2 separate regions of the Mus musculus genome follow, and region 2 is linked to region 1. The links are chromatin loops, found by intact Hi-C in ENCODE. Cell type or tissue: left cerebral cortex. All regions are shown on one strand. Each heading gives the region's core, and the rest is flanking DNA. Links, peaks and the distances in the headings are about the cores only.

Evidence for each region. Hi-C counts contacts between places; a loop is a spot of excess contacts. Peaks named below come from ENCODE experiments on the same cell type or tissue, not always from the same donor. Only the 100,000 strongest peaks of a DNase experiment are listed, where the experiment ranks them.
Region 2: it touches region 1 in a loop (4-fold over the local background); 5 of 42 quality-filtered maps call a loop at or near these places.

Annotation. Positions count from the first base shown.
Region 1 is chr8:108,235,692-108,243,273 of GRCm38, reverse strand. No RefSeq gene overlaps it. Among named protein-coding and RNA genes, the nearest start is that of Gm34675, 70 kb to the left of the region's middle. In left cerebral cortex, for the core only: no CTCF peak of the experiment used is centred there; DNase peaks (open chromatin) are centred at 3,523 and 6,369.
Region 2 is chr8:107,947,873-107,955,454 of GRCm38, reverse strand. No RefSeq gene overlaps it. Among named protein-coding and RNA genes, the nearest start is that of Gm39242, 120 kb to the right of the region's middle. In left cerebral cortex, for the core only: no CTCF peak of the experiment used is centred there; no DNase peak of the experiment used is centred there.

The sequences.
Region 1 (7,582 bases), core at 1,509-6,508:
AATTTGTTAAGCTTGACTTTTGACACTTTAGAACTAATTCTTTTTAATATTTTCAGTGCAGTTACATAGTAAATAATTGTACTCCCTGGAAGGAAGATATTGATCTGTTATTAATGTCAGTTTGTAAAAACCAAAATGTTCTCCGATTTTTTTGTTTTTGTTTTTTTTTGGGGGGGGCTTTTCCCCTCTTTCTTTCTTTCTTTCTTTCTCTCTTTCTTTCATTCTTTCTCTCTTTCTCTTTTTCAGTCAGAGATAAGTCAACTAAAGATATACATTTTCCCAAACATTATCTCTAAGGAACTAATATTTTTGAAATAATACAAACATAGTCTATACAATATATTTACTCTGCTCTATTGAGAGGTATAAACAAAATTAAAAAAATGAATAAAGCCAAGAAAAAAAAAGTTAACTTGTGCAAATAATTATGTGGAGGAGTGCTATTGAGTTGCTATGTAAATAAATTAGACATTAAAATGATTTTAAAACACTAGTCAATGACAAGTCTATCAAAATATGATTACTTTATTCTTTTCTTGTTGATTTATGTTCCTTCTTTACTACAGGAAATAAAAAAAGTTTTTTTTTTTTTTTTTTTTTTTTTTAGTTGAAACAGCCCTTAGTAGCCAAAAATATGGGAGCAAGTATTTGGCTGGAAAAAAAAAAAAAAAAAAGCAGAGATGGAATTTTAGTTGCTTCTCGGAAATTACAAAAGGGACATTGAAAAAAAATAGTTCAAAAGGTAGTACTTTGAAATCGGAATGTCTTTTGACATACTTTTTTTTTCTTTAAATATTCAGGCATAAGCCTGCTTTTCAGATGAGAAATGTCTCAGCCCAACCTTTTTTTTTCTCCCCTTTTCTGCCTGAAAGAAAATGATTTTCAAATTGTTTAACAAAGAAATATTCCATTAAAACCAATAAGAAAAATTGTATTATTGTTCAGGAGTAGAAAATAATTGTCAAACATTTTAATCCACTTATCGAATATTTCCAATAGATTTAAAACATTTGATCTACATTTTTTTATGTGCCTTGTATTTCTTTCTTAGGTATTATCTTAGGTTCCTGGGTTTCACTTTTAAGTCACAGGGTAAACAATGGTGATGAAGAGAAGAAAATATTTACACTCTTCTGTCTTCTTTAGTTTTGTTTCACATCCAAATACATAGGGTTGAAAAGGGGGCTTAAATGGCTGTTTTAGAAGCCTGCAGAAAATCTTCTTCTATCAAAAGCATTCAAGGCTTTTTCTAAAGACTCTTCTACAAATGTCATGTCATTGGGTTCACTTTTGAAAAAAATACACTGTTTCTTTAAAAACAAACAAACAAAATTTACTACTTATATTTATTTCCTATGCATATAGTTTGGTCAATAAAATAAAATAAAGTAAGATAGAATCCCAGTCCTGATACAGAAAATATCCTATGTCTCCTTAACATCCACAAACCTTATGCTTATAAGCTGTCTTATACGTGGGAGAAAAAAAAATCACAATTCCACATGTTTCCCCGGCTGGATCACTCAAGCTCCACAATTTGATATACTGCCTTGATTTTTTTTCCCTCCCATCAAAATTACATGAGAAGCAGGAAGCTGGAATCTGAGGCTCTACACAAACTGGGTGGGTCTCCTCCTTCCCCCGTCTTTTCTCCGTGTCAGCCTCTATGTGTAGATAAAACAATTTATCTTTATCATTTTCGAGCTGGTCAGACGGGTGAGGGGCTGGGAGGCACACCGGGTGGAGGGGTGAGGGAAGAGGTGGCGGCCTCACTTGTTGTCAGAGGGCATTGATCAGCGGGCTGTCTGCTAGTCTCCGAGGTGAAGGAAGTCCCCCGGGAGCTCTCCGGGGCTGGGCTGTGTCAGGGCAAAGCTGTATGAAGTCATGCCCAAATGACGGCTCATTGAGGAAAACGGGTATCGGCGTCCGAATCATTCTGCGACACCCTCAGTAACACTTAAACCAGTCCACTCGGTTAATGTCAGGTCACAGGGGAGACATTTAGCCTCCTCTGCTGACCATTAGACCCTTTGATGGAGTGGACAATGAACTAGACCGGACAAGCTGGACCCTGCTCAGGAACCTGCCTATGTTGACAACAGGCCTCCAACCCATTTGCCTCTCAGAGGACACAGAGGTGCTTGTGGCCAGAGCCTCTGGGGAGTCTTGTCCCTTTCCCACCCACCAAGCAAGATAACGCACAGCTAAAACTACTTTTAAGGTTACAGCATCAAAAAGTGACAACAGTCCATCAGGACCCTTCCCAAAGTTTTGCCACAATGAGGGGCACAAGCAAATTGTGGATAAAGAGGTCTGGCTCTCCCATTTTGTAATTTTATTTCTCGCTTTGATTTTTTTTTCCTCCTCTTTCTTCTAAGCACCGTTTCTACAGTGCAGGTATTTCAAAACACGTCTGTTACACCTTCAGAGGCAGAGAACAAAAAGAATTCCTTATTGTTTCCCGGTAAAGTGGAGAAGAACTCTACAAAGAGGAAGTCTGGAAGAACCATGTGTCTTGGGCTCCGTTCTGAAAGGGAAGCATTTTATTCAGGATTGGCAAATGTCAAATCTATCTATATATATTTGGGAGGGGAGAGGTGGGGGGGGGTAGGTAAAGCTAATTGCATTTCCCATTGATAGGAGCATTAGCCTAAAATAAACTTGAGCTTGAACATGAATCTAAAGCACAAACTAACAGAACCCGGGTCTTTGTTAGCATTGGACGGGTGAATTAATAATCATGATTGCTGCTATTTAAACAAATTACACCCAAATCTCCTGTTACACAGAGATTGCTACTGTTTACTTTTTTCTGCTTTGCAACCAGACACAGGGCCCCGGGGTTCTACAGAGCAACCTTTCTGGTTTTATACTGGGTTTTTTCTCCCTACTTTTGACCCTACTTTTGTCTCTGGGTCCCTCCTAAGACTTCCCTAACATTGCACTGGGAGGGGGGAAAGAGAGGGAATTTTAAAGGACACCCCCCCCACATGAGCTTGTGCACACACACACACACACACACACACACACACACACACAGATGCACATACATTCTATACCACGAATTCTTTGAACAACTACTATCATTAAACACTTAACTAAGTTTTATGTTTCAAGTTAGCACAAACGGACTAATTTGACCAAACTGACCAAATTACACATCTATTTTTATCTTACAAGTAAAAATCTAATTAAAGGGACAAAGTGGCCCCTGAAGGGCTCAGTGGCCCTTCTAAACAGGGAGGAAGCAGTCTGGAGGTATGTTTAACCAAGGGTGAGGGAGGCGGGGCAGATGCCAGGTCCTCATTGTCTCCTCCGCATTATCCAAACCTCAGAGACTTTTCCAGAGTTCATAGGCTTTGTCTCCTAGTGTGTTTGGAAGCTTTAGAGCTTGCTTAAAAAAAAAAATTCAGAATTCTTTCTGCTAAAACAGGAGTCAGTTTATCAAACCATGCAGATTACATCTCATTTTCAAATCGATTTAAGCGCAGTTTCATTCTGGAGGAATTGGATACATTACAACACCCACCCACACCCGCTCTGTGGCATCCTGTTCCCAAAGCTGAGATTTTTGTGGATTCAGAGACTTCAAATGATTGCAGGGTACGGTTTGTGTGCATAATTCGGTGTATTTTCTACAAGTAAGACAATCACTTGTTTTCATTTTCTATACTTTCATTTTTATCTGTTGCTTAGAGAGGGGGAAGGATATATCCATGCATAGCCTGGACTGACTTCAAGTAAATTCTTAGGTTCAAGCAATCCTCCTGTCTCAGCTTCCCAAATTGCTGGAGCTACAGGTATGAACCACTGTGGTCAATCTTTTTTTTTTTTTTTTTTTTTATCCTCAATGTGCAATTGGCATTTTTCTTTCTGTTCTGTATTCCTATCTATAACTATCATCAACATCTTTTAATTCGGTCTGGATGGTTCACATTGAAAGTATATAAATAATCCCACTGTAGATATCTAGGGGTGGATGTGTGTGTTTGTTGTGGGGTATGTATCAGGGATAAGAAAGAAAGGAGGGAGAGAGAAAGCACGCACAAACAAGTACCTTTCACCCATCCAAATGGCATTCTAGCTGGAGCCCTGACTAATGGGGTGATCTGTTGTTTTTAGGAGGTGAGGGCAAAGGGAGATGATGTCATTGCCAGGAACCTTCTTTTTCTACCAAGTTTCCAGTAATTTCCCCCACATCTTCCTTTACAACTTGCAAAACCAAGCAACTGTACAATTAAGACACGTACGCATCTACTATCCCCTAAATGGGTTTTTAGCACCTAGTAAGCACGTCATTAGGTAATCAAACAGCTCACTCCAAGACCCCAACAAACGCTGCCCTGGTATGCAGAACCAAGCCGACTGTAAATTTCCAGGGCATCAGCTAAAAAGGGCTGAAGACATGGGATCGGCTAATGCCATGAAGTCAGCTCAGCTCCCCCCCCCCCCCCCCGAGAAGCTTCTATTCCACATTAACATTGCATTTCCTCAGCACAGCTAGAATTCCCACAGCAAAACCAAGAGAAGTAGGGGTGGGTTCTACACAACCGGAGCTTCTTAGGCATTTTTCTGAGAACCAGAAGCTGGAGTTCTCAGAACTCTGTTCTCTGAGGACGAGAGTGTAACAGGGAGAAGGGAGGCATTTTGTCCAGGAGCAAAAGAACATGAGATGCCGGCTCCTTGCACTGCATTTATATTGCCTTTTAGATGAATGACCCTTCTGCCAAGAGATTCATAGAAACAACAAGTACCAGTCAGCATGGGCGACCAAAGGCAACTAATTCCGAACTTTACTCTCTGTCCTTAGCAGTCAAGACTGCTCTTCAGAGTCCCCCCTCACATCACAGCCTCCATGGTCTAGGGAAATGTCATCCTCCAAGGGTCTTCGTTACACTGTCACACTTCTTCACTATCCTAATCATGCTGCCTGCAGATCTGAGCCGAAAGGTTAAAGAGCTATGGACTGTGTCAGCCTACTGGCTCCACCATCACATCAAACACAGTGCTACCCAATGAAACAATGGGTCTAAACACTCTAATTGATACTTGGAGGTTGGAGGGCATATGGGCTTCTAGCTTCTTTTCTCTTTAAAACAGAGTTGGTAGCAGATATGGATGGATAGATGGATGGATGGATGGATGGATGGATGGATAGATAGATAGAGATTAGAGATAGAGAGAGATTAGGTGTAGGTATAGATATTTGGATTTGGTTTTGGAGTTCATCTAGATTGCATAAATTTTAAAGATCTGGTGTGTATGTGTGTGTGTGTGTGTGTGTGTGTGCACATACTACCACCCCCCTGAAAACTTGTGTATGCCACTTGTGTTCAGGTGTCCTCTGAGGCCAGCAGAGGGTGATGGGTCCTCTGGAGCTGGAGTTACAGGCAGTTATGAGCTGTTTGATGTGACGATAGGAGCTGAACGAGACAGATCTCTGATCCTCTAGAACAGCAGCAAGTGCTCTTAATTGCCAAGCCGTCTCCCCAGCCCCTAAATCACAATTCCGTTCAAAATGGCTCATTGAGCATCATCAGTCTCTGAGCTGCACTTCATGACAGGTCACTAGAGGTCACAGGAAGGTCAGTGATTCTCCAAGAGAAGCAGTATTATACAGTAAATGTTTTATAATATTCACAACATAATATGAAATGTATTATGCCTATTATATATATTTATGCATATACTCTACAGTTTCAGTATTATCTGGAGGTATTTGAGTATCTATGGCCCTAATGCATGACATTCGGCTATCGCCCTAGCCCAAGGAATTCATACTAGGGTTCTGGTGTAATCTTTGAATCAGTCTCTGTTCCTTGTGGCATAAACAATGGAGGTCTGGTATATTAGGATCATTTTCCAATATAGTTCAAACCAATGGTCATCACCCATATAACTAGCAATAGCTTCTTTATACTTACTTAACAGCTCTAAGAATCTAATAGATGCTACACATTCAACTGTTGATGATGACAGAGTAAACTCTAAATTTGTATTCCACATCACAAGGCAGAACAGAGGACCACCACCCGCCCAGACGGCAGAGCAGACCCCAGCTCTGCATCCCTAAAGGAGAGAAAGATGGGGAGAGAGGGGCTTTTGTGCTGCTTCTGGAGGGCAGGCTTCACCCTTCTCCCACATGGGTCCAGGGAGAACCTGGGCAGATGCTGAGGAGAATACAGTAAGCAGGGGACCGTGTGTCACACAATTGTTTGTAACAAACTAAGTCTGAAGCATTGCGCCAGGAGTCTCCGTCAAGGGGAAATGCAGGCAGGCAACAGGGAGTTAAGTAAATAATTTTTTTTTCTTTTCTTTGTCGATGTGTTTAGTTCTCTTCCTGCCAAGATTCATCTCACTCTGCTATCTTGTGAGAGACACATATGGCGTGGTGAAATTGCCATCCAAGAAAGCATGTCCCAGCCTGTTGAGACATCATCAAATAAGATTAAAGCAAAGTAAAAAATAAAAAGATAGAACGATTTTTTCCCCCTTTTCCTTGTACAGAGAACGACTGATGAAAGCCACGGAGGTACTTGAATTGCCTCTGAAGATTTTGTAGCCATTTCTATGGGGTGGTTAAGAAAAAGCCTGATATAACATGACAAACTCTTCTTTCTCCAAGTTGTGCGTGTGTGTGTGGGGGGGGGGGGAGAGGGTTGTGTGGTCATGTGCCTTACAATAAACCAGATGTATATGATAAAACAAATATTGCTTTCGACACTTTTGCTGCAAACTGTGCCGACATGTGCTACAGACAGACCTCGGTCTTCACACTCTCTCCTCTCTGGCTTCTGGGCATGGAAACTTCCTATGGTGACGCAAAAATAAAATTTCTGCTTTAAAAAATGTATATGCATATTAATATATTTGTATATATTTAATTTACTATATAAGATATTGTAGTGAGATTCATTTTATGGCTGACGGTACTAACTTTTCGCTTTACAGATTTCCACATATGAAAGACTAGGTTTTCATTTCAATTGATCAGTGGTCAGATTTCCCTCCTCGGGCTGACATCAGGGGGCAGGAGACATAAAGGTGATTGCTTTGCCTGAACAGCATCCCTTGAGTACCACAACTCACAGGAACAGTTGTGTAGGCACAGGCAGAACAGGATCTCCATCTTTATCAACTGGACACAGTAAGCCTAAGATTCAGCCAGTAAGGAGATCAAGCTGTATGTCTTTCCCCAAAGGTCTCATTCCATGATGGTGCGATTGTTGGTCAGGTTAATACTGTGGCCACCTCTGCCAGGGAGCATCTTTTAGGTCCAGGTTTCTCCCAAAGTAGACAGTTAAAATGATAACAACTGATCTCTTTCCCTGTTCCCTTTCAGAACCCGCTGGGGCATTTTGCAAAGAAAAAAAAAAAAAAGCTTCATATAGCTTCATATGGTAACCTGAGGACCAGAATAAAGATCCTTAGCACACATGGCATGTGAAAGTCAGGTAGATATAGTGGTCATCCGACAATCTCAGAGCTCAGGAGGCGAAACAAAAGTTTTGTGGGGTAAAATTTGCTCACTGGAATATCTCACATTAGTGAGCATCATGCTCACCAAGACTCTGCCTGGAGG
Region 2 (7,582 bases), core at 920-5,919, 290 kb after region 1:
TTCCCTTTCATTTCATCCTCCTCGAGACATGATTTTCATGAGAATCATGGAACAGGAAGGATGTTTAGGAGACCACCATCTCAGATTCTGCATACAAAGCCGTTAACGCTAAGGGGAAGAAAAGCTAAGGGGCTAGACAACTCTGCTACACCTCCAACAAAACGAAGCTACATCTTCACAACCGCTTGGGGGAAAATAATTAAAATAAACTCGGTGTATACCCAAAAGTCTCTGCAACATTTTGCAACTGCGGGTACAAACATAAGAAACAGCAGGGATACCCAACTTGCTGTTAGGGTCAAGAATTCTTTATCATGGAGGGTCAGCCTGTGCAGTATAGGATGACAAACAGGACCCCTACTTTCCACTCAAAAGATGTCACTAGCCCCACTACCACCCCATACACATGGTGTAATGACCAGTTAATCTCTCCAGACATTGCACATCGGCTGGGGAGGGGTAGAAACGGCAGAGTCACCCCCTCCCTGTTGGTAACACTACTACAGAATACCATTTAGAGGAACTATAGCTGACTCTGAATCATAGCAATGCATGGAAAGTCACTTAAAAAAAAAAAAAAAAAAACGGCAGAAGACTAGGGTAGAATCAGTGTAAATCTGAATCCAGAAACCTGCATCACGTAAATTCTTTTAACTGTGGGGCCAGTTGGAGATCCTGGCCTTCCCAAAGGCCTCTCTGGACAGTTCTCATGGTGGAGGAAAAGGGGAAGGCCACTTCATGGGTGGGAGCTGTTAGACATGTTCTCAAAGCAGGGGTCAAATATGCCATCATGACAAGGTCTGCAGGCTCAGGGAACAGATTAGAGAGGAGGTAAGAGATGGAAGAAAGTCAGGACTATTTTGGTTTGTTTTGTTTTTAATTATTTTTTTCTATATAAAGGCAAAAATATAAAGTGAAAAAATAAGTAATGTTTAAATATGGGCCCTCTTTTCCCCGTAAAATAGAAAAACCCTGTTATATATAGTATATAACAGGAAAAAGAACCAGGAAATAATGAAATTTTAATTTCCTAAATTGGGAATGCTATTAACAATTTTGTTTATAATTTCAAATACAGTATCAGGCTGTAAGATAAAGAATTGGAAAACATGGGAGGGCCATGGGCTATACATTCAGGAAGGCTAGGAAGCTGGGGATATGGATCAGTGGAAGTGCAATAGCCTACAGCCCTAGCACGAAAAAAAAAGTCAAACAAGCCATATGAGGTGAGCTACTGAAATTTAGAGACGTCACGATCCGGTGCAGAAGAGTATGAATCTGTATTAATCTGAAATGTCTCTAACCGGGTCCTTGCAGGTACGGTTTCCGAGTGAGCTGTATCTGCCTTCTGTCTCTCCCACCGGATGCTGCGCACAACTAGTGTGGCCCACCAGATGCGCATGGCTGCTTCCACTGCCTTGCCATATCTACCAGAAAATCTCCCAGGTTTGCTAGGGAAGTTGTCCACAGGGTTGGAATCCTTCTGTGGGATTCAACCTGGACAGTTGAGCTGCTGTGTCAGGTGCCCTGTTTAGCAACATTTCTGTGTGACACACCAACGAGGCTGAGAATATAAACTGTACAACTGACATTTTTCTTCAGTACTCTAAAATCCTGCATTTTCTTGGAACAGGAGAATGATGTGTGAGAATTAGAACAAACTGAATAGATGCAAAATATATTCACTCAAAAAAAAAAAAAAACAAAAAAAAAAACAGTCCCTGGTGCCACCTTCTATAAGGCTGGTGGCTTTGTGGAGTGTTTCTTTGAAAGAACTGGACCACACATACGCCCTCATTCACAGTGACTCTATACATGAACTGTCTCCGTATTTTTTTTTTAAAAGAAAACTCAGCTTGTGCGGTCGCTGCTAGCTCAGAGAAACTCCCCAACTATTTTCACATTTCATTCACACAGTGGATGGGGGCCACAGTGCAGAGAAGACAAGGCCCTGGAAAAAGAGTTCCATTGGTGGGGACACACAGAGAAGTCTCTCTCTAAGGTGCTGTAATGAGTTTCTTAAATGAAGCTCGATCGCTAAAGCAGTGTACATGGACCCAGGAAGCTTTCTGCAAAAGATTATTCTTACACACACATGCACACACACACACATGCACATGCACACATGCACACACACATACACGCACACACACATACATGCACACACACATGCACACACACACATGCACACACACACACACACATGCACGCACACACACACACACACACACACGCCCAGACCCTACCTTGTTACAACCTTATGGCAAGTCTTTCAAATCTAAAGAAGTAAAACACCCATTGCTTCCTTGCCCCCTTTTGAAAATTGCTAACCACACTTTTAAATTTCAATATCTTCTCACACGCTCTAGACATTTGCTAAGGTTGATTCTCCTAAGTTGGCCTTTAAATTTCTATTTATTCACTTTTTTCATTATCATTTAAAAGAATAAATAACTTCTAGCCATTACCTTTTAAGACTGCCCAAGGCTGTGTCCCTTCAAGGTTTTCTTACTGTTCCTTACAGGGCTCACCTGGGCAGCACCCTGTAAACTGCTCACACCTGACAACCTTCACCATACCCCACCCCCTCTCCAGACAGAGTAATCCGTCTTTGGCACTGGGGCAGGGGTGTGTGCCCGCGCAAGATGCTGGTGGAATCCAGCCTCCTTTGGTGTCTCAACTTTCATTGTCAGTTGCTAAATTAGCTAATGATTAATTAGTTAATGTTTTCAAAGCATTTTGAGGATGAAATGTGTGTCCTGAGTGCTAAGTGTAAAACAGCATTAGTTATCTGACTCCACAAAGACTAATTAGCTTGGGGTGGGGGGAAGTCCCCCCATCCTGATCAATAACACCCCTGGTATTGGATAGTACGGTAAGACCCACCTCACGTTGTAAGGCATGTATTCCCTGAGACACACAGAAATCCCTACTGCAGTTCATTGCTGGGTAACTCTTGGCTTTCAGTGAGGCTGGAGGGGGACAGTGACGTCATCTATACAGAATGCCACATTTTTGCAGTCAAAAAAAAAAAAAAAAACACGCTTGAAAGGATTATTTGACAAAGCTAAAGTAAAGACCTAACTCTTGGAAAGAGCAACACAGACACAATCATTGAACTCGTGTTTAAGAAGAATTAAGCTTTTAAAGTCCCCCACCCCTCCTCTAAAAAGCTCTTTAATGGCAGTCCTCCAGGTGGCCTCTGGATTTATTGTGAAATTTTACTTTGATGGCTATAAGTCCCCATGGGGACCATTATGTCAATAAGTTCAACGGCAACATTTTATTCCAGGTACAGACAGGACTCAGAAGATAGAGACAGGGTCTGGAAATTCCAGCATCCCATTTGGAGTGGCCCGTACCAACCTCAATAGAAGGGAAGAAAGGAAGAAAAAAAAAGATCGCTTTCTCCATTTTTCCCACTCCCTCTGCCTCCCAAACTGAGTACATAGACCTTTCTGTAAAGTTTCTCAGATACCAAGAGACCCAACAAACTCCTTAGAAAAGTTCAGGACTTTCTTTCCTCTGCTCATTTTCAGAGATTCGAATACGTTAAGGCCAGTGGAGACTGTGAAGTTGAGACAGACAAGGGGAGACAGTTCTCCAGTCTGCTGGGGGGGGGCGGGGGTCTTAGTCATAAACACTGAAGATTTGGGTCTCTCTCTCTAATGCCTGAGATTATTATTTTTAGTCAAGGTTAAGTAAACCACGTAGCCTTCCAGATTAAAGAATATTGCATGGATTTTTGTTTGCTTAAAGGCTGAGGTTTTTCAGCTTGGGGATTTGTTTGGGTTTGGGTTGGTGGCTCTTTTATTATTTATTTATTTATTTATTTATTTATTTATTTATTTTCCCCCCTCTGACGAGAACAATTTCAAAATGATACTGCAGTGATGATCTTTCTGAGCCCACCCCACAAACACCATTCGGGTGTCAGCCTCAGAAGAGGCGACATTAACAAATGAGCCCTACCTGCTTAACAAAGCATACAGACCACTCAGCTTGGAAAGTAAAAAGTTAACCTAAAACAAAAGGAATTTTACACATGGGAGCATGTGTTCCTTATATAGCCAAAGTCTCCGAAAAAGAATGTATGTGTCAAACAAAACAAGGGCACAAAAGCCACATGTCTGTATATGTATATCTATCTGTATTTCAAACAAGCATATATGAAGTACATTCAATCTCACGTGCACTCGTGTGTACACACACACACACACACACACACACACACACACACTGCACACATGTTAATAGAGCATTCAGAAAACAAAAACAAAAAAACATCAAAGGTCTGGGTAAAGACTCCCTGAACTAAACACTGGCTACCAATATTAGTGAGAGCCTTTTGTGTGTTCATAAAAATCTATCTGCCAGAAAAGTGTCAGAATCATCTGAGAGCAAAACGAGTGTAGGGGAGAGGGGTAGCCCATGACAAGACGACTCCCCCATTTCCCACGAGGCTATAAAAGAGCAAACACTTGAAATAATTTGCAAATAACCCTAACCCAGCTCCTTCAGGTTTTATTTTAATGAGTAGGATTTAGCAGGAAAGTTGTTCAAATGACAGGACCCTTACTTACAGGGATCGGACAAGGGTAAGGAGAGAGAAAGGGACAGAGAGTCCAAGGGAAGGCTCCCAGTTTGTGACTCAAAACTGGAAGTAAGGTTTCCTCAGAGATTTCAAGGATCCTTTAAAAATTCTTATCGAAATCAAGTCCCCTTCCGACTTTCTTTTTCTTATAATTGAACAAGTGTTTAACTGTATCTCACTGTCACAGCCGTTCCAATACATGAGCCGCACTCCGAGTAACAGCTTTCGTTACACATTTTTGTGCTGAGGACTTTCGGTACACTGTGATAAGAGCCCTCGTAGCTTGGTACTGCCTGCACACAGAAAATAAACCTGGCATTTTCAGATTAGCTTTTTTTTTTCTCCATCTGATGTGCATGATTTTGGCAAGACAAAGAGTTGCTTGTGATACCACACATATTGATCTGAATATAACCCTTTAGTTCATTATTTTTTTTAAATATCATCTCACTATTTGGGACCAGATAAAAATAAAATTTTACGTTGGTTCAGCACAGAAGAACTAAGCAACTGCAGCATAGCTTACACAAATCATTATCCATGAGCCAAATGCTAATGCAATTTTTTTTTACTTCCATGGTATCTTTATGACACCATATCAAATATCCAAATACTCTATGAGGGCAGAGGCCGTGCTATATCACTTGGTCAGAGCTGTTAACGAAAGAAACACAGGGACGCTTGTGGCCCAGACTTTTAATTCACGTGCCTTGTTTCAGACTCAGGGACATTCCGTCGTTCAGCCCCGAGTGACCAGGGGACGCTTCCCACCACAGGTGACTGACTATCCCTGAAATGGCCACCACAGTTTCTTCCTCCCGTTGTCATCCCTTTCAGAAATGTTTCATATTAGGGGGAAAAAAACCACAGAAATTCCAAAGTGCTTTTATCTGAAGGAGAATAAACAGACTCCTGTTCCAAAACAAAGAATAATCGTGTCTCCCCACTAAATGAACCTGAATGTTCGTCTGCACAGTTTTGAATGAAATACCCACGTGCCGTTGTTTCAGACCCTATAAAGGGAACGGCTGTGACCGCTCACCTACTGTCCCCTGTCACAGCTAAGCCTTCCCCTGTGGCACTTGCCTTCACCAGCTAGCTCCAAGTTGCCACCTTGCACAGGTTGCCTCAGACCTTTCCCCTTAAGTGAGTGGACTCAAAATTAGCCACTTGCAGTCCTACCTTGTGCTTTAAATTTTAATAACAAACAGAGACATCTCCTGTCTCTCTTTAGATTCTGTAGACCCTCCCTCTTCTCTGCAGACTGAAGGCTGCTGCTGAAAAGATTGAAAACCTGGAAGGAGTTTGGGGTGGACTGGCCAAGCCCCCTCCATTTCCCTCAGATGTTTACAATCTAGCACCTTTCTGAAGACAAAGATGGGGGGGGGCTTATTTTTCCCTTAGACTGAAGGGTGAGACAGGGGGGTATTAAAAACTGATCAATGTAATTTTTTTCTCAGAAGTATTTGCACATCTGTGAAATAATGTAATTTCCTCTTTTAAAAAAAACTTTTTATATGACATTCATGATTATAGCCTGATCTGGAGAATTATTCAAATATAAAATTAAATGTTCAGAAACTAGCTGTGCTGTGGATGGCTGGGCTTGCCCCAGCTGTGCATCAAACTTAGGCGATTCTATTAAAAGTCTAAAACTGAGCCTCTCTAGATCACAATGAATCCCCCCCCCCACAAAAAAGGGGAAAATCGCTTTTTAAAAGGAAATATGAGGGTCTACTCGTTTGGGTTACAGTTTCTTTGGGTGAGCCTCCGGGGGCCTAAAGAGACTCCAGCAAACTGTTCAGAACCCATAATAACAACAACAACAAAGGGGAGTGGGGAGGGGGGGCTACGGCAGAAGAACGAAAGCAACCAATACAGCAGGTAGCCTCGTGTGTTATCACAGGGTTCAGAACAATCTGGGACTTAGAGAAAGTTCCGAACCTTCAAAGTTAATTCTTTTGTTCCAGTGAAATTGCTTCAGTTTTAACGTGAGCCATCTGTCATTTCTCCTTGGCTGCTGTGTGCCACACGGCTTTTATGCTGCTTTGACTCCAGACCCCTTTCCCCCCACAACTGCTCCCAACTGCTCCCAGGTCTGAGAGGAATCCACCCTCCTGAGGCACAGTCCAAAAAAAAAAAAAAAAGCAAACTTTCCCTGAACCTACAATCCTAAGATTTTTCTTTTCATTTCCATGATCTAGCATGGTCCCCTCCAAATCCATCTGCCTTTCAGAGATGATTCTAGTGCGTTTTTCAGCACCTCCAACCTCATCCGTGTCTTGCACCATCGACTCCAGGTAATGTATCACCGATACAGAAAATAATGGAGACCCCAGAAAATAAAAGACTATTACATCCCTTTGAAGTTAAAGACCTAGCCCCACACTCCAAAGTCTGCTACCCTCCACATCTGGTTCTTTTAATAAAATGAATTTCTAAAATATTTACTGGTTTAAAAATAAGCCAGGACCTTTTATGGGTTAATACTATCCAATTTTAAGTGGAAAGAAAAACATAATTCTCAATAATTTTATGGCAGGAATTAATAGTCAGATAATCTCAGGAAGGAGAAAGGGGGTGGGGTGGGGGGTATGTGGTTACTATTCTGAAAACCAGGGAACAAGGGAAGGCAGAGGGTGTTGTTTATGCTGCCTAAGACAGACAGACTTTAATAACACTTAACAGAACGATACACATAATGATCTCAGAAAGCACTTCTTCTGCCTCATCCATCATGCCGAGGAGAAAATGAAGCCTTCGACAGCATTCGAAATTATTCTGGATCTTGTCAGTAATTCCCCGCGTCTCTCCACTATCACAACACAAATGTGCGTGTGTGTGAGACACTGACCATTAATCTAGACAAGGTTTCAGGTGTGTGTGAGAGAGAGACAGAGAGAGATGGGGGGGGGGGGTGAAGAGAGGAGACTTGTGACAGCATGCTAAGAATTATTACCTTTTCCACGGAGGAATGGTACCTACCCA